Regions from separate parts of the Homo sapiens genome. Here regions 1, 2, 3, 4, 5 and 6 are each linked to region 7. A link is a contact called in ENCODE Hi-C or POLR2A ChIA-PET data. All regions are on one chromosome and are shown on one strand. Each heading gives the region's core, a stretch centred on a gene start or an enhancer-like site at or near the end of the contact. The rest is flanking DNA. Distances are from core to core; before and after follow the strand shown. Region 1 holds the start of CIP2A (cellular inhibitor of PP2A). Region 2 holds the start of HHLA2 (HHLA2 member of B7 family). Region 3 holds the start of TFG (trafficking from ER to golgi regulator). Region 4 holds the start of IFT57 (intraflagellar transport 57). Region 5 holds the start of BBX (BBX high mobility group box domain containing). Region 6 holds the start of SENP7 (SUMO specific peptidase 7). Region 7 overlaps LOC105374021 (a long non-coding RNA gene).

What was found. A loop is a pair of places that touch in the nucleus more often than their neighbours do. ChIA-PET counts read pairs that join two places held with the same protein, here RNA polymerase II (POLR2A). Pooled maps may share reads with other maps.
Region 1: a map with no recorded cell type shows a loop between it and region 7 (11-fold over the local background). The contact joins the promoter of CIP2A here to the enhancer-like site in region 7. A Hi-C loop is called at or near these places in 1 of 37 single-sample maps with no recorded cell type and 3 of 50 pooled maps. POLR2A ChIA-PET finds 5 or more read pairs at or near these places in 1 of 52 experiments (OCI-LY7).
Region 2: a map with no recorded cell type shows a loop between it and region 7 (17-fold over the local background). The contact joins the promoter of HHLA2 here to the enhancer-like site in region 7. A Hi-C loop is called at or near these places in 2 of 37 single-sample maps with no recorded cell type and 2 of 50 pooled maps.
Region 3: a loop to region 7 is called in a pooled map, with 6 times the contacts of the local background. The contact joins the promoter of TFG here to the enhancer-like site in region 7. A Hi-C loop is called at or near these places in 1 of 168 maps with a recorded cell type or tissue (OCI-LY7), 1 of 37 single-sample maps with no recorded cell type and 2 of 50 pooled maps.
Region 4: a loop to region 7 is called in a pooled map, with 6 times the contacts of the local background. The contact joins the promoter of IFT57 here to the enhancer-like site in region 7. A Hi-C loop is called at or near these places in 1 of 37 single-sample maps with no recorded cell type and 2 of 50 pooled maps. POLR2A ChIA-PET finds 5 or more read pairs at or near these places in 1 of 52 experiments (OCI-LY7).
Region 5: a map of OCI-LY7 shows a loop between it and region 7 (17-fold over the local background). The contact joins the promoter of BBX here to the enhancer-like site in region 7. A Hi-C loop is called at or near these places in 1 of 168 maps with a recorded cell type or tissue (OCI-LY7), 7 of 37 single-sample maps with no recorded cell type and 6 of 50 pooled maps.
Region 6: a loop to region 7 is called in a map with no recorded cell type, with 12 times the contacts of the local background. The contact joins the promoter of SENP7 here to the enhancer-like site in region 7. A Hi-C loop is called at or near these places in 3 of 37 single-sample maps with no recorded cell type and 3 of 50 pooled maps.

What each region holds. Positions count from the first base shown.
Region 1 is chr3:108,588,168-108,590,867 of GRCh38, forward strand. It overlaps CIP2A (cellular inhibitor of PP2A), which reads right to left and starts at 1,271. Exons shown (of 21, transcript NM_020890.3): 1 at 1,107-1,271. The coding sequence starts at 1,208. It overlaps DZIP3 (DAZ interacting zinc finger protein 3), which reads left to right and starts at 1,555. Exons shown (of 33, transcript NM_014648.4): 1 at 1,555-1,672. RefSeq lists an enhancer at 1,470-1,749.
Region 2 is chr3:108,295,227-108,297,926 of GRCh38, forward strand. It overlaps HHLA2 (HHLA2 member of B7 family), which reads left to right and starts at 1,322. Exons shown (of 10, transcript NM_001282556.2): 1 at 1,322-1,373.
Region 3 is chr3:100,708,120-100,710,819 of GRCh38, forward strand. TFG (trafficking from ER to golgi regulator) reads left to right here and starts at 1,375. Exons shown (of 8, transcript NM_006070.6): 1 at 1,375-1,602. RefSeq lists enhancers at 943-1,834, 1,835-2,700 and a silencer at 1,472-1,701.
Region 4 is chr3:108,220,995-108,223,694 of GRCh38, forward strand. It overlaps IFT57 (intraflagellar transport 57), which reads right to left and starts at 1,430. Exons shown (of 11, transcript NM_018010.4): 1 at 1,117-1,430. The coding sequence starts at 1,328. It overlaps LOC124909405 (a long non-coding RNA gene), which reads left to right and starts at 1,611. Exons shown (of 2, transcript XR_007095999.1): 1 at 1,611-1,692; 2 at 1,952-2,700. RefSeq lists an enhancer at 1,149-1,408 and a silencer at 1,344-1,637.
Region 5 is chr3:107,521,689-107,524,388 of GRCh38, forward strand. It overlaps BBX (BBX high mobility group box domain containing), which reads left to right and starts at 1,274. Exons shown (of 18, transcript NM_001142568.3): 1 at 1,274-1,419. RefSeq lists an enhancer at 891-940 and silencers at 1,341-1,650, 1,681-1,770, 1,881-1,950.
Region 6 is chr3:101,511,894-101,514,593 of GRCh38, forward strand. It overlaps SENP7 (SUMO specific peptidase 7), which reads right to left and starts at 1,319. Exons shown (of 24, transcript NM_020654.5): 1 at 1,198-1,319. The coding sequence starts at 1,237.
Region 7 is chr3:104,521,571-104,524,270 of GRCh38, forward strand. It overlaps LOC105374021 (a long non-coding RNA gene), which reads right to left. Exons shown (of 6, transcript XR_007096271.1): 4 at 1,679-1,819; 5 at 1,099-1,225. Among named protein-coding and RNA genes, the nearest start is that of ALCAM, 840 kb to the right of the region's middle. RefSeq lists enhancers at 215-494, 991-2,190. Within about 2 kb of position 1,266, at least 5 of the 41 ENCODE cell types and tissues checked have a DNase peak (open chromatin) inside an H3K27ac peak, as active enhancers do; they include OCI-LY7, where a contact is called at or near this core.

The DNA.
Region 1 (2,700 bases), core at 21-2,520, 4.1 Mb after region 7:
AAACGGACTGCCCTGCTTATTCTGCGGCTTCTGGAGCCTATGCTAATTCAGAAGCAAAGCCTTAAGCATTTAACAGCTAACACCTTAATTATTAGGTTTGCAGGCACTTCTTAAAATAAAGAATGAAAAAGAGAAAACAAATGTACTTAGGAGATGGGCACTTGAAGTAGGGAAAAGAGGAGCACCAGTGAAGCTCAAGATAAGACAGACACATTTAATACAACAGCAGCTTCACTAACAGCTGCTGTTGCTCTACTACTGGAAATCATTTTTTTCCTGTAATATTTTACAAATTTTTGGCACATTAGTCTTTTATCATAGGGTTAATATAATACAATATATTTTAAAATTATGTTCAATTCTACCTTAACAGAGGAAAGCTGTGACACAGAGAGTTAAAATAAGCCTTAATTGAGCTTTAAAAAAATTAAACTGAGGTCAATGTTAGTTTGAATTCCGTAAATGCAAAACAAATGAAAGCAGAAGATTAAGATCCTAAAACAAACGGAATCGTCTGGACACATATCACTAGAATAGAAAAAAAGGCAATTCAGCATTCTAAGATTAAAAAACTGTAAGCAATGTATTTTGGTAAAGAAAAAGGATTACGCTTACTAGGAAGGGGAAGTGCTTCTTAATGTTGAAATAATGTTTTTCAAGTTTGAGTTCAACCCGAGTTCAAGTAAGAGCAGTAAGCAACAAATTCAATTATAGATTACCGAAGGGCAAAACCAAGTTTTAATCATGACTTTCCGTCACTGAGAATAGTTGTGTATTGAGGGCTTGGTTTCGTAGAAAAACCAAAACTAGAAGCAAAGGAAAAGATAAAGTTCCGAGCTTTTTCCGTTACCTACTCGAAACAACCTGAACTTCCCAACCTTTTGCCCCACTCCCGCTTTTCCTAGAGCCTTCAGTGAGCGCTCTTGCCTCTCGCTGCGGCCAGCGGAACCCCGACACTCACTAGCCTTTACCAGTACGAAAAGACAACAGAGGGATCGAAGGACTGTCCTTTCTTTCCCAGGCTGGGGCCGCCACTCCTCGGCCTCACTGTGAAATAAGAATTGCTAGGGGAAGCCCCATCTGTCCTCTACCCCAGAGCCTCTCACCTCCAAGTGCCGCAAAAGCTGAGTGGCGTTCGCCTCTGACTTCACGGCTTTGTACTGACTGACAGTCAGGAGCAAGGACTTCAAGCAGGCAGTGGAGTCCATTGCACCGGCCGCGGCCCGGCTTAGGGACCACCACCGCCCAGCGTGCGCCGGCCTTTAGCTTTCGCCGCGCTTTTTTTGATTTTCGGCCCCACCCCCTCGCTCTCAGAAGCTTCCGGATCCGGTCGGGCTCCGGAAGTCCCTAGGCACCCTAGGGGACCGTTCTCGGTGACGGCCGGGGTGGGCCAGGGGTCGAGGTGATTTGTGGGTCCAGGACGGGGGTTGGGAGCTGCCCCCGCTAACCCACCCTCGTCTGAGAGGCCGCGAGGTTTCGGCCTGAGATCCCGTGAAGGCGAGAAATCTCGCGATTTCTCGGGAGAGGAATCGGTTAGGAGAAGGGGGATTCCTCACTCAGCTGTGCGCTCTGATTTCGTGCGCTTCCTCGTCCTTCATGTTGGATGGCCAGTTTTTCGTTTGTGCGTCATCCTCTACCTGAGAAATGGTCGCTTGCCCCTAGTCTAGACACGGTGAGGAGCTCTGAGGAGAAGAATCTTGGGCCCTAGATTTTGAGGCGGCCTGGGAGGGGCCTCGTTTTTAAATCTCTCCTACACCCGCCCCTTCTGCCCGGGGATGGTAGTTTCTCAGAGTCAACCTATTGGCATTATGTGGCAAATTAGTCATGCCCTGACCAAAGTATTTGTCACATTTATTCGAGAAGACTACCTCCTGCTGACCCTGGGCCAGGTATTGCTCCGGAGGGTGTTACTCGTTAGCGTCAGTTTTTGTAAGTGAAGGTGTCTGTTTCTCTCTGGCATGATTGATTGTTTTATAATTCTCGATGTCTACGAAAATGGCACTATTATTTGCGTTTTTTAAATCGGAGATAGCTTAATATTATTGCATGTGTATGTAATGAAGCGAGTCAGTTACTGGTTTTGGAGCTTTTTGCTTAATATTTCCTAACGTCGAATAAAGCTTTAAAAACCAGGATGTAGAAATTGTAAGAATAGGGTACATTTCCATTTAATTAAATCGTTTATCAGAAATCATGTTTTTTCACTTCAAAAGAATTTTTTTGAATTACTAGATTTTTGAAGACAGGTTTGGTGTTTTGGTTTTGTTTTTTATAAAAGTTTAAATCTGAAAGATAAAAATGATTTAACCAGTTGGGACATTCATGTAAAAATCTTTGGGTAGCTTGTGTGTTCATTTATGCTTTCATTCATTCCGTAAACAATTATAGAGCGTGTAACATGGGTTAGAAACTGCCAGTCAGGGAACAGAGATGAAGTAGTATCCCCTGCTGCGAGGGAACTGTCTAGTAAGGGAAACATACAAAATAGTACTTTTGAAATTCACCACATAAATGAGAGGCACCATGCAGTAACATGCAGCAGTGGTAAAGAGTAGAGAGCCAGGTTGCTTACAGATTCTAGCTCCACCTTTGACGATGTGACTCTAGGCAAGTTCTCACTGCTGCAGAATCTTCATTAGGTAAAATCTGGCCAAGGGAGATACCTGGTTCATAGGACTGTTCATTCAATAAGTAGTTCAT
Region 2 (2,700 bases), core at 72-2,571, 3.8 Mb after region 7:
TCTCTTCCTTGACTTCCTTCTTCTCTAGTCAGAGTCATCCATAGTGAGCCTTCTGCTGCCCACTGGAAACTGGGTTGAAAGTCCCAGCTACTCGGGAGGCTGAGGCAGGAGAATGGCGTGAACCTGGGAGACAGAGCTTGCAGTTAGCCGAGATCGTGCCACTGCACTCCAGCCTGGGCGACAGAAAGAGACTCTGTCTCAAAAAAAAAAAAAAAAAAAAAAACGAAAAACAAAAACAAACAAAAAAGAAAACGTTGGCGTGGGTGACTTTGGGGATTCTAGGAAGAGCCCTGGCGCTTTCAACCCAGTTTCCAGTGGGCAGCAGAAGGCTCACTATGGATGACTCTGACTAGAGAAGAAGGAAGTCAAGGAAGAGATGGGGAAGAGGAGGGGGAGTTCCCCAAATGTACTTTGCCCTCTCCCCTGAGTGTGCATGTGTGGCAGGAGGTTAACGTTGATGTGGTGAGTAATGCCGAAAGGCTATAAAGCTAGACAGGGCCCTATGATTATATGATCAGGGGATTTGTGTGCTGTGCCAAGGCTTGGATGGCATCCTTTGTTCCAGACAGAAGGGTCCTGTTTATTGTCCTCCTAAGGTAATTTTTGTTCACTTTGTAACTTTTGCTCCCATGCACTCAGCAAACAGATATTGACCAGCTACTATGTGCTAGTAAGTAAGTGGTAGTTGTTTGGGATACAATAGTGAGTAAAGCATGACTCTTAGCATCTGTTGTATGTGCATGCATGCCATGCATGTGACACTGAGGGAGAGAGAGATTAAATGATATGACAGCATAGAGGCTGGGCACTGCCCAACTTTCCATGTGGAATTCAGAGAGGTCTTTATTTCTCTGAAGTTGAGTTTAAGCTTGGGTGTTCTAGCGACCAGAACTGTAATGGGAATTGTAGGTGCAGATGAACTTTGTGTAGGGTTATGGTTCTTTCTCACAGAACTATTGGCACCCACTGCAACCAGCTACACAATTTTCTTTACAACTCTGCAGCAAGCTAGACAGGTCACAGGCAGTCCAACCTCAGGAGGTTGCCTGTATCATGTTGATGGTGAAGCTGACACCATAGCATGGAAACCAGAGTCCACTGCTCCCACAGCTCAATGCTTAGCTGTTTCAATATGTTGTCTGAAACTGCATCTTCTAATTCCTGGACTTTTCAGATCTGTACTGACTCAGATCTGGGTGGGGCTTAGTTTGAAGGAGGGAGTCCTTGGTGATGATGTGATTTCCTTGGTCTGTCATAGGTAGCAAATCAAACGTACCTTGGACTTTACTCTCTGAGAAACTCATAGCTGAATTCAATGTTTATTCTTATGGACTACTTAGCATTTGACTAGACGGTATGAATTTCTAAGTAAGGTAAGGATTTCTTTCTAAGTTGTTTATACCTAGAACTTAAAAGTGGGCATGAATAAATCAAATATGGGTGGTTTTTAGTTGACACTTTATTTTCCCGTTAGGAAAAAATTAGTGACTGATCTTTTAAATTGATTTAGTGCATATACTATGTATTGTGCATATGCACCAAACAAATACTTAGTAAAAGGTTGTCTTGAAGGAACATGCTGATATATTTCAAATAAAAGAACTTAGCAAAAATGAGGAAAATACCTAACATTCTGGTAAGACAGTGAAAGAGGGATGAGCAATGTTTGTTTTGAAAATTATCTGCGAACTTTAAAAAAATCTCTAAGAGTGTATTCTTACTTGTAATTGTTCATCTAGTTACACTACAGAGTTTTATTAGCTGCTCCAAGATGCACTGCGTTCCATTCTGTGGTGGAAACAAAAGGACCGTAGTAGTGGTTATCTAGCAGAAGAATCGTGATCTTTGAATTCTAATACAAGAAACTTAGAAGTCTCCTAGATATTTCCACTGTCTCAGGGAAGAATCATTAAGTTTATGTCATTTTTTAATAACTAAAACAAGATTCAAAAAGTTAAGATTCAATTCTCATTGGGTTTCTATTGTTTGGGACTTTGGATAATAGAAAAAAATATGAACAGGTAATTTAGGTTTTTTTGTGTTACTGGTACCTGACAAAACAAACTTGAGCTTCCCATTTCCTAGAAACTTGGAGGAAATAATTTCTGTCCAGAATGGCAAATTGGTGTCATATCCCATTATAAGCATATTTTAATCAAAAGATGCAATAAAGTGTAGTGGTCAAGATCATAGTCTCTAGAGTCAAGTAATCCTTGGTGCATTTACCTGCTTCATCATTAACCAGTTGTATATTTTTCTCAGAGCCAGTTTCCTAATCTGTAAAATGGGGGTAGACTAGTATTGCTGTGAAGATTAAATGAAATTTATTAAAGTGCTTAGCAAAGTGCCTGGTATGTAGAAAGTGTTTAATAAATATTATTATTTCAGAATATAGATGTAAAAGACAAATGATTTCCTATATAATCATATTGAGTAGCCTGAAAGTTTGGTGGCTCTTAAATAAATCCATGAATGAAGGCTCTGCCTACTTTTGGCGTGTGGCCCACCAGCATGTTCTATCAGTTGGCCTGAGCTGGGAAAGAAACCAATTCCTGTGTTGAGTTTTCCTCCAGGTGCTTAAAATAGACCATAGCTTAATATTTTGATCATTAACCAGTGATTCTGGGTGGCTTCTCCTTGCTCTGGTCAGTGACCGGTGTAGGTCACGTAGTACAGCATTAAACAAGGTGTTTTTCCTCC
Region 3 (2,700 bases), core at 125-2,624, 3.8 Mb before region 7:
TAACCTAGCTTAACAGACAAGATTGAAAACCTAACTTAGAAGTATGCGTCTCTTACAATAAGCGAGTCTTGGCCAATTCCAGCCGCCACACTTCAATCACTCATAGACTGCTAAGTGTTCAAATAAGGCCAACGCCAACCTGTAACCAATCCAGCTGTTTCTGTACTTCACTGCCAATTTCTGTACCTCATTTCCCTTTTTTTGTCTATAAATCTTCCACCACGTGGCTCTGCTGGAGTCTCTTAATCTGCTGTGATTCTGGGGGCTGCCCAATTCGTGAAATCGTTCACTGCTCAATTAAACTCCTTTAAATTTAATTCAGCTTAAGTTTTTCTTTTATAACTGGTAAACAACTGGAGACCAGGTAGGGTCTAAATGCTTTATTTATCAGCTTAGTCTCCACCTTAGAAGTGACAAACATTCTCCGTTTGGCCAAACTTCGGGCTCCTGGGCCTTCTCCTAGGACCATCTGTGCATCTTCTTGTAAAACTCAGTTTCAGCAAAGAACCTTGTTAAGGCAGTGTAGTGAGAATCCCTCACCCTTGATGGGGTTCCTCATCCTCCACCACCCCCAGGTGATGTCTGCTATCCTGGCCTATCTTCGTCTAGAATCCTGTTGTGTTGGTTTAGCCAGAATCTCCCTTGCCCCTGATATTTCCTCTTAGTAATTTTCCATCCACTGACCGACTTCCACCCCTTGGCTATAAATTCCTACTTACTCATACTGTATTTCTATTTGAACAGGTAAGGGAGAAGGGAAGAGTACGTAGGACACACTCAAATGCCTTATCCTCTAAAAATCACTCAGGAATCTTTAGCCTTAATTTCCCAGCTTTTGTCCTTTACACAGTTACAGATTTTCCTTGCTCATAAACGCTGTAGGTCTTCCCTGCTTAATTGGAAACTCCTTGCTCACAAAATGATTCACCCCCATTCCTAGAACCGGGCTTGGCAAAGCATAGGCTCCCAATAATGAATGAATGGATTTATAGAAGAAAAGGTTTTTTCTTTTTCAGCTGTTACTACAATGGTCAACAATAACGACAAAAACCACTTAAAGTTGGACAGACGTCTACTGCAACCAACTCTCAAAAAGTTTAGAACAGCGCACTACGCCCCGCCCATTGGCGAGAAACGGAAATACCCGCTTTCGAGAAAACCGGAAGTGCGTGGTCACGCCCCGCGCATGCGTGCATCGGGGCAGCTCACGCTTCCTAAATCCCGTCATCCAGTGAGAAAGCAGGGACTCTTCGGCCTAGGCAGCCGGGACCCAGCCAGCCCTGCGCCTCGCGCCGTCGCGCATGCGTCCTGGGTATGTCCACGCGCAATAAGGAGGGGCGAAAGGACATTTTTTTTTTTCTTGCTCCCGCCTCTGTTCTTCCCCCACCTGCCACGTACAGAGCCCAAGTTCTCGCTAGGCTTGTTGGGTCAGCGCGATTGGCCGGGGCCCGCGCGAGCCTGCGAGCGAGGTGCGGCGGTCGCGAAGGGCAACCGAGGGGGCCGTGACCACCGCCTCCCCGCGACGCCCCAGTCCAGTGGCCTCGCGTCCGCCCATTCAGCGGAGACCTGCGGAGAGGCGGCGGCCGCGGCCTCCGCAAGCCGGTATGGCCACTGGAGACGGGGGTTGCGGGCGCTCTGTCCGAGGAGGCCGGGAGACTAGGAGGCGCTGGGAGGGCCTCGTTCGAACCGCGCGGCAGCTGGGGTCGGAGGCACTGTGGGAAGGGGCTGGAGGGAGGAGGGGGTGGGAGGGAGGAGGGGGTGGGAGGGAGGACGAGGCCGGGGGGGAGGGCGGGCGGGGCCTTGCATGGGGGGAGGGGAAGGGAGGTCGCGGAGGGGGAGGGGAGAGAGGCAACCCCTGGCTGCGGTGGCCAGGAGGCGCGCCTGGGGGGCTCCGGGAGGGGAGTGCGCCAGCTAATGCCTTGGTGCAGCCTGCCTCCAAGCGTTTGGATTGAGAGGAGAGGGGCTTTGGGAGGTTTGGGGCGGCCGGCGCCCAATACCCGAAGGAGCTCGGAAGGGTGTGGAGTGGCGCCTACGGGAATAAGTTGATTGGGGTCATAGAATCGGAGCCTAGTTCCTTGGCTAAGTCAGCGCTTAATCAAGCGCCGGCTGGAGGCCCAGCCTGGTTTATAGTGATGATTCTAGCTAACTTTAAGAGTTTGCTTTGCTGGACACTACAGTAAGTATTTTGGATGCACTGTCTCATTTAATCATCACAAGGATTCCTCCAAATTCAGATATGGTTGTTTTCATTTCGAATGTGATGAAAGTGAGCCTTGGAGGACTTAAGATCACATAGCTAGTAGTGAGAATCTTTACCGTCTTGCTGCACTGCCTTTGAGGCAGGGTTTGAGGCCTCTTGGCATTCTTTAGAATAATTACAGGTTGACTTGGCTTAGTATTTCTTGAAGGAAACTGCTCCCCTCAGGAGGTGCTTAAGCCACAGCCTCTGAAATTGAGCAGGGTCTTACCCTTAGAGGTAGTAGAACCAGAAGTTTGTCCGCCGAACCTAGAACCTGGTTCAGGAGGCAGGCTTTTTATATGACCTTGGGCGTGTCAGATTATTCCCAGTGCTGAGAAAAGTGTACCTGGTAGAGGGTTATATTATACAAGTTAGAAGCCGAGTCATTTCTGGACTTCAGAGGGGGCGGGGCAAGGACAAGATGGGAGAAGAGCTTGTCGTAGGGCTCCTACTGGCAGTTC
Region 4 (2,700 bases), core at 180-2,679, 3.7 Mb after region 7:
GAAATGTTGGTTGTCTATATTATCCTGATCAATTCACTTTAAGTAATAATCCCAGGACTACCTTTTCTAACATGGATCAAGCAACACTACTTTTTCCTTTATCTTTTCTCCGACCATGGACTAATTTAATATGAACAGTTTATATCAAGCCTACATATCTTTCAATTCAAGTTATTGGAAGACAGCAGTGGAATGAGATTAAAACTATCAAGGGAAATTATTTGAGCCTGGCTGTAGACATTAAGTACTATAGATTCTTAATACTGATTGCCTTTTATGGAATAAAATATACAAATGTAAGTATTAAAGTGAAAGAAAAGCTATAAAACTGATTTATCTGGCTACTGCTAAGCTACAGTGATTTGAGGAGAAGGTCCTAGCTGACCACTACCCTCAGCAAGTAATGGCATTGCTTTCAGGATATGTTGGACTTTTCCCCCACCGGAACAAGGGTAAAACTTTAGGTTCTATGATAGGGGGACAATTCAATAGTTGTCATTCGTCTTTTCCACTTTTCAGTTTCTGAGAGTATGGTTATTACAAAGGCAGAAGTCTTTTAAACCATAGCAAGTAGTTAACAAGTTTACTAACCGCATTTAAAGTGCTCCTTAACAGGATCCTAAGTACCCACGGTCCCCAGTTGTATGAACAGGGTCTTAAACAACAACAAAAAACCCCAAACTAGAAAAAAAGCCTTAAGTGATAATGGCATTCCTCTCTGGAGGCGAATTTTGGACGGTCTTATAATTTTTCTAGACATTTACTTGTGTTTTTCTGAGTTTTCTTCAATGAGTATTTGTTTCATCTTTACAATCAGAAAATATAGTTTGTGTTTTCTGGTAATGCGTGTGTGTTGGAAAAAAACAGGCAAGCTGTCTTCCGATCCTTTCTGCCGTTCCAAAACTTATTTATTCTCTCTACAAAAATACCAAGTCAGGGCTGCGTGAGCTCCACGGACCTCCCGGGAGTTTGGGGTGAAGTGCCCTTCCCTGGCTAGGAAGACGGAGGCAAGGAATTGCTAACCCGCTCTCACGAAACTGGTTCCCAGCAGGACCAAGGAGGGCATCTCCCTGGGGGCTAGCAGGCACCCGGGCGCTCGGGGACGCCGGCACCCACCTGGACGGGGCCTTCAGGTTGCTCTTCCGGAGGAACTCCTCCTCGTAGCGGAGCAGCTTCAGCTTCTCCACCAAGTCCTCCATCACCACGAACATGTGGTAGGCCGCGCCGGGCCCCCGCTCCAAGACCACTTCCCCGGTCCCTTCGCCACGGGACCTAGGCACCCCATCTTCCAAACCCGACGTCGTGACGACGGCCAGAGCAGCAGTCATCGCAGAACGGACAGAGTCCAGCGTGGGCTCAGGCCCACAGACCTCTGCGGCCTAAGCCGCCAGCCCTGCCGCCGCCAGTACAGCCACGACCGGTTACCAGGCGACCACCGGACAATCCGTCACCAGGGAAACTAGACTCCGCCTCCTTCCCTCCAATCAGGGCGGCTTTCCTGAATGACGTCACCTGTGGCCCTCTTCTTGCCCTGCCTCTGTGGAAATGGTGGTCGGGAAGCAGCCCCGCCCCTCATGGAGGCGTGGCGTTCGCGCCCCACTGCCGGCTGCGTCTTCTCCCTCGCTGAAAGTCTGAAGGGAGCCGGCTTACGTTTCTGCTCCGCTTGCCTAGTGAGTCTTGAGCTGGCTTGAGGTGTGTTGGACCTGGTGGTTGCTAAAAGCAATTAAGCGGGCATCTGGGTCAGCTAGTAGCTGTTAAAAAGATTAAAGGGAGGTGAAGACGTGTAGCACTGAAGGCTGCACTGGCTCACTGATACCTTTATTTTCTCAGAATTGAAAAGTTTTTCATAGTTGTAAAGATAGTCAATACCATAGGTTTCACTTTTACTGCAGGAACTTTCCAACGAGAGGTTTCTCTCGTTCTTTCTTTAATTTTATCTTTCTCTCACTAGGCAATGCTGCACTTAACAGTATATTGTAAAGCTTGAAGTACTGTATTACGTTGCCTGGCTGTTACTCCAGTGCTAGGAAAGTGGTTGGAAGGATGAGGAAGACAATGAACAAAAGGAGGCATTTGGAAGGATTTGTTTTACTTCAAAAACAAGAATACTAAGCTTCCATCCTGCTGCTTAATCTGTTTCAAACCCATTACATGTAGTATAAAGTGTTTGGGTACTTCGTTAAATCCAACAGAATAGAGATGGTCTTAAAAGGAATTTCCCTGCCCTAAAGCTCTAAGGGTGGCTAAAGATAGGGTGTTACTACTGTATTCTGCAGTTATTGACCTAGAAAATTTAAGAAAAGGTACATAACTGACCACAGAAATGGCCCAGCTTTACAGTTTTCAAAAGGCTTCTGTATTAGGCAATTTTCTTAACAGTTGCAAAAAATGAGGTAAGTGGTGGATGCCTGGCAGTTTTTGGGAAGAAAACTTAGTACAAGAGATTGAACATATGTTCATGTTTATAACGTGACTTTTAAGGGCTCTCTGATCTCTTGTATCTGCCACTACAAAATATAGAAGGGCTACATTTTTGGACAACTGAAATTTGAAATGTATCTACAATATCCTGTTTTTATTAGAAAAAATGAGAACACTTTTCATTGTAATCCGTCTACAGCTAACTTGTTTCTGATACTAATAAGGTTATCAAAGTGAAAAGTCAGAAGGGCAAATACCATTTTTTCATTAAAGAAAGGA
Region 5 (2,700 bases), core at 24-2,523, 3.0 Mb after region 7:
AGTTGGGTTTTCTTTAAGTTTTAAAGCTACTTACCTAGGCCATAAAATCGTAGTGTTTATGTAATCTCCAAAATGTTTGTATTTGAGAATAATTCACCAACTCTTAAAACGGAAGGAACCCTAAGAAAACATCTAGGCCTAAGATAATGCCTGACACATAGTAGATGCTGAATAAACATTTAATTGAGGGAATCTGGAAAAGCTTCTTATTTTAATCTTAAAAATCAAAACCAAGTCTGAGCATTGGAGAGGTTAAGTAACTTGCTCAAGATTGCTCAGCTGGTTAAAGAGTTTAATCTACAATTTATTCCTTCTAATTTCCAGCTTTGACTTCTTTCCACCAACCTGTTGACTTATGTGTATTGAACTGTCTCATATAATCTTCTGAAGTTGCATTGTTGAAAAACAATCAGAAAGACCAGTCCTGAGGTTCATCATCTCCAAAAGTCATGCAACATATGATGTTCACATGAGATGTGAAATATGTAAAGAGTCATATATTTTTATATATAATATGCAAAATATAAATCATGTATATATTGAATCAAAGGTCTGTTTTGAAGGCTAAGGGTCAATAGCCAATCTTCCATGACTTATTTTACCTAACAGCACAGTTTGCATGTCCACACAGGTGATGGCAGTCCACTGACCAGTTAAAAGTTGTTTGGCTATTTCAGCAAAATGTTTATCTTTGTGTGTTGTTATATTGATTTTTTTGAATCTACCTACGAATGAGGCACTAACAACCTCAATGCATTAGAGTCCTGATAAACTTATCTTGCACTATTTTGGCCTATGTGATAGCTAACCCATTGACAAAAGAAATCCAAGGTGATAAAAGCCTTTCTTGGCCACTTGTTAGCCGGGTCAGGCTGTAAAATCGTAACACAATGCAGGCCTCTTCCATGGGGCACCAAAAGGCAGCGATGAAAAACCCCCCTCACTTCCATATCCAGTGGAGTTGTAGTTTATTACCATAACCCTCCCAAGTCAAAAGGACACCAGTTTCAAGCCTTGCAACTTGGTGCAGACAGGGGTTTTCCCCTTTACCCCACTCTGCTGGGCCTCTTTACCTGTCCTCTCCTACTGTCTACAGGTCCCGAACATTAGAAAATAGAAAATGTGATGATCTTTGTGTGTCTCTGTAAAATGTGTGTATGTGTGCGTGTGTTTGGGTGTAACGGGCCTCTTGTTTGGCTGCGCGGCCTGTCCGTCACTGCGCGGGCCAATGGCAGGCTGCCTTATATAAAATGAGTGTTTTCAGTCTCTCCGGGTTGCATGTACTGTATGTGGAGCAGTGTACAGTGAAGCGGAGGCAGAGCGGCTCCGCGAGCTTCTCTCCACTTTCCCATAGAGAAACCCTGACTGGCCGCTGAGGGCTAGCTACACACACGCCCTCACGCCCGGCGAGCCCGCGAGGTAGGCGCCCCCCATCCCCAGCCCTCCCTGGGCGCACTCCCCTCACTTTCTGTTTTCCTACTCACTTGCGAGCCGCCGGGCTGCAGCCCCAAGGACTCCGCGGCAGGAGCAGCGGCGGCGGCGGCGGCGGCGGCGGCGGCAGCCGGTAGGGTGGACTTGAGGAAGACGGAGGGAACCCCGCGCGTCCGGAGCCGCCGCCAGCCGGCCCGCTCCCTGGGCACTTTCCCCCTCCGCCAAAACTTTGGGTCGGGAGAGGTCGGGGGCGAGGGTCGCGGCGGCCGCGCCGGCTGGGGCCGGGGGGCGGGGGGCGCTGAGGCAGTGCCCTGCGAGCGGGAGGCTGGGGGCCGGGCTGGGGAGTAGTAGGCCAGCCGGTGCCAGGCTGCGTTTGCAACCAGCACCTCTCGGCACACAGGCAGCGCCGCCTGAGAGGGGCACGGGCGCCGGGGCGCGGGCTGGAGCGGCCCCAGGAAAACAACAACAGAGCCCTCACGCCGGCGGGCGGCTCGTGGCCGCCCGGGGAGCCCCAAACTTCATCTCGGCGAAAGTACGTGGAGCCCTGCCTGGTCTCGGCTGCCGGGGAGGTGGGGCCTGGGGAGCAGGGGCAGTGGAGGAAGGTACGAGGAGCCAGCCTTCGGTGGATTTATTGAACGTTTCGTCTGCGTTGGTGACCGGGAACAGCAGCCCAGTTGCTCGTTCATCTGGAGAGTTGGGATTTGGGTGTTCCGGCCCCGCAGATCAGTGCCCTCTCACCCCCCACCCCTACCCAAATGCGCGGCGAGTAGAGAAAGTGCTGTTTTAGTGCCAGAGTAGCCTGGAGGAAGAATAGGGGGAGAGGGGGAAGAGGGCGAGGGAGAAGGGGAGAGAGAAGAGGGAGGGAAGGGGGGGGAGAGAGGGAGACAGAGAGAGAGGGAGAGAGAGAACGGGAGGGAAGAGAGGAGGGGGAAGAGGAGGAGGGAGGCTGTGTCAGGATTTTGCTTGAATGTGGGATTATGTTGTGTCAATAAGTTTAAGGTGGAGAGAGCGAGGCTGAGGGTGGTGGTGGAGGGGAGGAGGAAGGCCTTGGCCGTTTAAAGTCTTATTTCTGAAGGTAAGTTACGGCTTTGCCTGGTCGCGATGACAGAAAACTTGCAGATCCTTTATCCGGGGATGGGGTCGATGCCTCTAGAAAGAGCTCCCTAGCCCTCTTAAGCCACACTCGTGTTACACTGTTATTTGCTGCGATCCGGGTCGCTAGTAAATTACAGAAATCAGACTCGAGGTTTCTTTTCCTCCTCCACCTCG
Region 6 (2,700 bases), core at 69-2,568, 3.0 Mb before region 7:
ACTGCAAGCTCCGCCTCCCGGGTTCACGCCATTCTCCTGCCTCAGCCTCCTGAGTAGCTGGGACTACAGGCGCCCGCCACCACGCCCGGCTAATTTTTTGCATTTTTTAGTAGAGACGGGGTTTCACAATGTTAGCCAGGATGGTCTCGATCTCCTGACTTTGTGATCCGACCGCCTCGGCCTCCCAAGGTGTTGGCATTACAGGCGTGAGCCACCGCGCCCGGCCAATAAATCTGTAATTGTTAACTGTCTCTGCAGAAACCAACGGTACCATCAGAAACAGAAAAATGAAATGAAATAATTGATTCATTGGGCGTTCGTTTGTGTACTGGACTGTAAGCATATGAGTCCTCGTCCTCTCCTCCTACCATCCATAGGACTTAACACAAGGACTTGAGGACCCCCTAATGGATGAAATGTTTGATAAAAACTTCTCAACTGGGAGGAGCTCTACCTCACGTTTTTATAACTCCACTTTCTTGTTTCCAAGACGTTGTACACAAAACTGAAGATAGTCATTTAAAACAAAGTAACGTCCAAAACAAAAAATATGCTGAAAATAAAAACACAACGAAAGCACGGCTTCAAATCCTTTGTTTGACTTTCCAATCACTTTTGGAAGACGCAGGGTAGGCTGGAAAAGAAAAAGGCTATTAGGCGGGCCTGTTCAGCAGAACGAGACCCGGAGAGGCATTGTATCAAAGAAAAGGAGTCTCCGGTCGCAAGCCCCACCTTTCCTCCCCAGCAGCAGCTACCTGCTGAGGGAAAGAGGAGGGAGAGGGGAAGGGACGCAAAGTCGAGAATCAAAGGAAGAGAGGAAAGTGGGGTCAGGCGCTGAGAAGCCGAAATGAAATTGGAACATTGGTGGAATTACGAGGAAGGCGTGGCAGAGAGTGACAAGCCAACCGGGAAGATCCATGGGCCGATGAGACGCAAGGAGGGTGTTCGCGGGAGGAGGGAAAAAATAAAAGGGGTTTTGAGGTGAAGAGCGCCCGAGGCTTCGATGACAGCTCGGACCGGGTCTTCGACTCCAGGGGCGGGGGCGACCCGGGAGCCTTCCATTGTGCGCGCCCCTTCCTCTCCCCGCCCCCGCCCTCGCCCCCGCGGCTTCGGGCCGCAACCCCAGCTGCCGCCTGCGCCTCCCGTTTCCCCCGGGTAGGAGACAATATGTTCAGCCCTTCTCTGACCCTTTCTCACCGGATGAAGATGGCCGTCGCCCGAGCTTTCTCTTGTCCATCTTCTCCCGCTGCTGAAATTTCAGTTGCAGGCGCTGTCACCTCAGGACCCCTCCGGCTTGGAGAGGGAGGGGGAGGGGAAAGGAAAAAAAAAAAAAAAAAAAAAAAAAAAAAAAAGCCCGCAAAGTGCGAAGCGCGCTTGCGCAAGAGCCGTCGCCTGCCCTTCGACCGGAAATCAGCCGCCCCTCCCACCTTCGACCGGAAATCACTTCCTGGGACTTTTCACTGTGGGCTGCCTCTTCCAGCGTTTTTTTGGTGGCGTTTATTTCATGATCTGAGCCCCTCTGGGGAGGTGAACCACCTGGGTGCTCGATTTTAGCTTTGTTGACTTTGAAGATTAGATTGACAAAAATTAAAAGGGAAAAACAGGAACTCCTCCGGTTCACTGGATCTCGCGAGGTGGCCAAACAACTATGAAAACAAAACGTTAGCGTTTGCAGTATTACATCCCTCACAGCCTCTCTTACATATTTGCCCCCAACGCCTTTCCTCGAACTCAGAAACCAAAAGATTTTAAGATGGCAAAATCACCTAATAATAGCCTAGCTATTAGTTTAGCATTTGCTGTGGAAATATGTCAGCAGACGAGGAAAAATGTCTTAGGATTCCTTTTTAAAATTCGAACTTGTGATTTTTAAAGTTCCTTAAAAGAAAAGCTAGAACTTAATTTTTCAATAACTGAAATGCTGATATGACAGAAAGTGGGTGGCTATAAACTTGGAATTTGTTCAATTAACATTTACCACGATACTTAAGGGACTAATCCAGTCCTCAATGAACTCAAGGTCTGGTACTATTAGCCTGATTATCCCTAATGGTGCATATCTGAATAATTTTTAAATGCACGTGTAAGCTTTCATGACGATTTAATCACAAGTTTAACAAAATTCAGCACAGTGCTCTAAGCAGGGAAAATGTTTCTGGCATGTTCAAAGCCCGAAGGGACTCTGGAAGTAGGGTTTGATTCCCAAGCTGGCCCCTTTATACCCCTAACGCCTATCCCTCCAACCCCCATCTCCCATCCTAACGGAGTCAATAAAGGGATCGGCCCAACTCGTCCACTAGAGCAGTCCCCTTCATCGTGAGTTAAGCCTTCTTAATTATAATGTGGTCAGTCCCCAGGTAGAGGTAAGGCCCCAGGTGTTGTGGGGTGTTGGGCCTGGGGAAGTGTTCTACATGGCAGGAATGACTGCAAAGCAGAAATACTTTAAGTCTTGCTGGGATTGAAGTTTACTGTAAGGATTTCGTTTTATTTGGTTAATTTCTGTTTAACAAAAACATTGCTTTCTGAAAAATAATTGAATTTTCAGTTTCCTCACAAATTAACTTTTTTTTTTTTTTGAGACGGAGTCTCGCTCTGTCGCCCAGGCTGGAGTGCAGTGGCACAATCTCGGCTCGCTGCAAGCTTCACCTCCTGGGTTCACGCCATTCTCCTGCCTCAGCCTCCCGAGTAGCTGAGACTACA
Region 7 (2,700 bases), core at 16-2,515:
ATCCTGACATCTTGTCAGGAAGCTATTGATCACCAGTTTCAGGTGTTTCTGTTTATTCGGAGACTGCCTTTCCCTGGCACTGACTGTGAACAATTATTATTTTAGAGAGACAGTTAACAACTGCCTGATCATCACCTGATGGTCACCTGACATTCCTGGTGTGTGTGTCAGGGAGTTGGGGAAGCCCTTTCCTGCTCTCTTCATGTCTGATTAGCTACCTACCGTAACAAGGGGTGGGGATGTAGGGATCATTAATGAATGTCAAGAGTCATACAGATAGTTTCCAAATCTCCAAATGTGTACCTACTTCATCTGTGACTCAAAACTATTATAATAAGCCCTTTTATGGCTTAAAATCAATAAACACAAGAATTTCATTTCAAAAAGGGTACACGCAACTCCTCCCAATATTTAAAGCTCCTCCCAAAGATAGTGAGGGAAGAGAGAGACCTTCTCATATTGTTTTACATTGTTTCATACTCAGTACCTATTTTAAGAAGAAACAAGGAAGTGAAACCAAAGGCAGGCAGCCCGGCACCAGGCACCAGACCCAAAACCAGACCCGAAACCAGGCCTGGGCCTGCCTAGTAGCTAAAAATCAACTCATGCCTTAGCAACCGATGTTATCCATAGATTCCAGACATTGTATGGAAGAACATTGTGAAACTCTCTGCTCTGTTCTGTTTCACTCTGACTACTGGTGCATGAAGCCCCTGTCATGTACCCCCTAGATTGCTCAAATCAGTCACGACCCTTTCATGTGAAATCTTTAGTGTTGTAAGCCCTTAAAAGGGACAGAAATTGTGCACTTGGGGAGCTCGGATTTTAAGATGGTAGCTTGCCGATGCTCCCAGCTGAATAAAGCCCTTCCTTCTACAACTTGGTGTCTGAGGGGTTTTGTCTGCGGCTTGTCCTGCTACAATAGCTCAAGAAAGCAAAGTTGGGCTGGGCACAGTGGCTCATGCCTGTAATCCCAGCATTTTGGGAGGCCGAGGTGGGTGAATCACGAGGTCAGGAGATCGAGACCATCCTGGCCAACATGGTGAAACCCCGTCTCTACTAAAATACAAAAAATTAGCCAGGCACTGTGGCACGCACCTGTAGTCCCAGCTGCTGCTACTCCAGAGCCTGAGGCAGGGGAATCGCTTGAACCTGGGAGGCAGAGGTTGCAGTGAGCCAAGATCACACCACTATACTCCAGCCTGGCGACAGAGTAGGATTCCACCTAAAAAAAAAAAAGAAGAAGAAGAAGAAGAAAGCAAAGACATTAATTGTTAGGCAATGAAGGCTGAGATAACAAAGGCAATTTTTTTTTGAGAACCTACACATTTGGAAAAACAGACATTTCAGATTCCCAGCCTAGTATATGTCTGGCAAATATGCCCTCCTGGGTAGTGAAGACCAGAAAATAAATTTGGGGATTACAAAGCCAAGTTTCTCAAGACACAAAAACAAGATGAAAGGAGAAGCTTATTATGGTTTTTCTCCTTATACCAAACCACACAAAGGACAGAGACAAGAAAAACAAGGACCATTTTTGGATGTTTAAAGATTAATTATCAATAGGTATAAAACAAGTCCACAAGGGACACAAATTTAAAGAACTAACTTTTAAAAATATTTTCTCTCCTTTAAATTTAGAAAGAAGGAAACACGAAAATGGAGTTTCACCACTCACCTGACTAGTCCTAAGGCAGAAACCCAAGGAGGATTACTGGTAAGAAATTTCTTAACTTTTTCTTTCTTTTTGCTGGCGTCTGTCAGTTTCCGTGGTTTCTGGCTGCAGCCTCGGGTGTGGGCAGAGTGATTTGCTATAATCCTGCCAAAGATACCAAAACTGTAGAGAAGTTCAAATTTTCCCCCGAATGTTGAAGTCTGAGTCTGCTGAAATGAATTGACAATAGACAGATTAACAGGAGAAAAGGGATACAGATTTATCAATGTGCACATGGACACGAGAGGTCTATGAATATGAGATTGAAAGAAGAGCCAAATGACAAAGTTTTTATATTTTATAGAAAGAAATTGAGGCTTGGAGCATGGTGACAGGTTATGGGTGAGAGATGGGGAAAAAAGACTTGGTGACAAAGGCTGTCTTTTTATGCAGTTGAAGCCTCGCAGGTAGCAGCCCTCAGAGTAGACAGTAGTCTTTGGTAAAAGTTTCACTGTCAGGACTTTGTAAGTGTTAACGTTTTCATCTCCTTTTCTTGTGAGTTAATTTTTCCAAGATCCAGATAAGAATACCTTAATAAAAAGCCTCTGCATTTGCTATTTACTTTACTAATGAAAGTTTTCTCTACAGATGCAAATCTCCCCCACAAAGGATAGCTTCCAGAGCCATACTTGTGTCTGCAGTCCTTCTGAATAGCCATTTCAAAATATGCCAGAGAATTATATTTCGAGATGGCATATTTTAATTTTATTCTCTCTATATGATTATTAATCACTTTTTATGTTTAAAAAATGAAAAGCAACATAACAAGATTGTAAGTAAATACATTTTAAAATCTTTTGGAATACAAAAACTTATAACTCAACTTTAAAAAAATTAATTTAAATTCATAAAATTTAATCATAACTTAAAGTTATGATTTAAACTTAAAGTTAAGTTTTAAAACTTAAAAATATCTGGCCAGGTGCGGTGGCTTACGCCTGTAATCCCAGCACTTTGGAAGGCCGAGGCAGGCGGATCACCTGAGG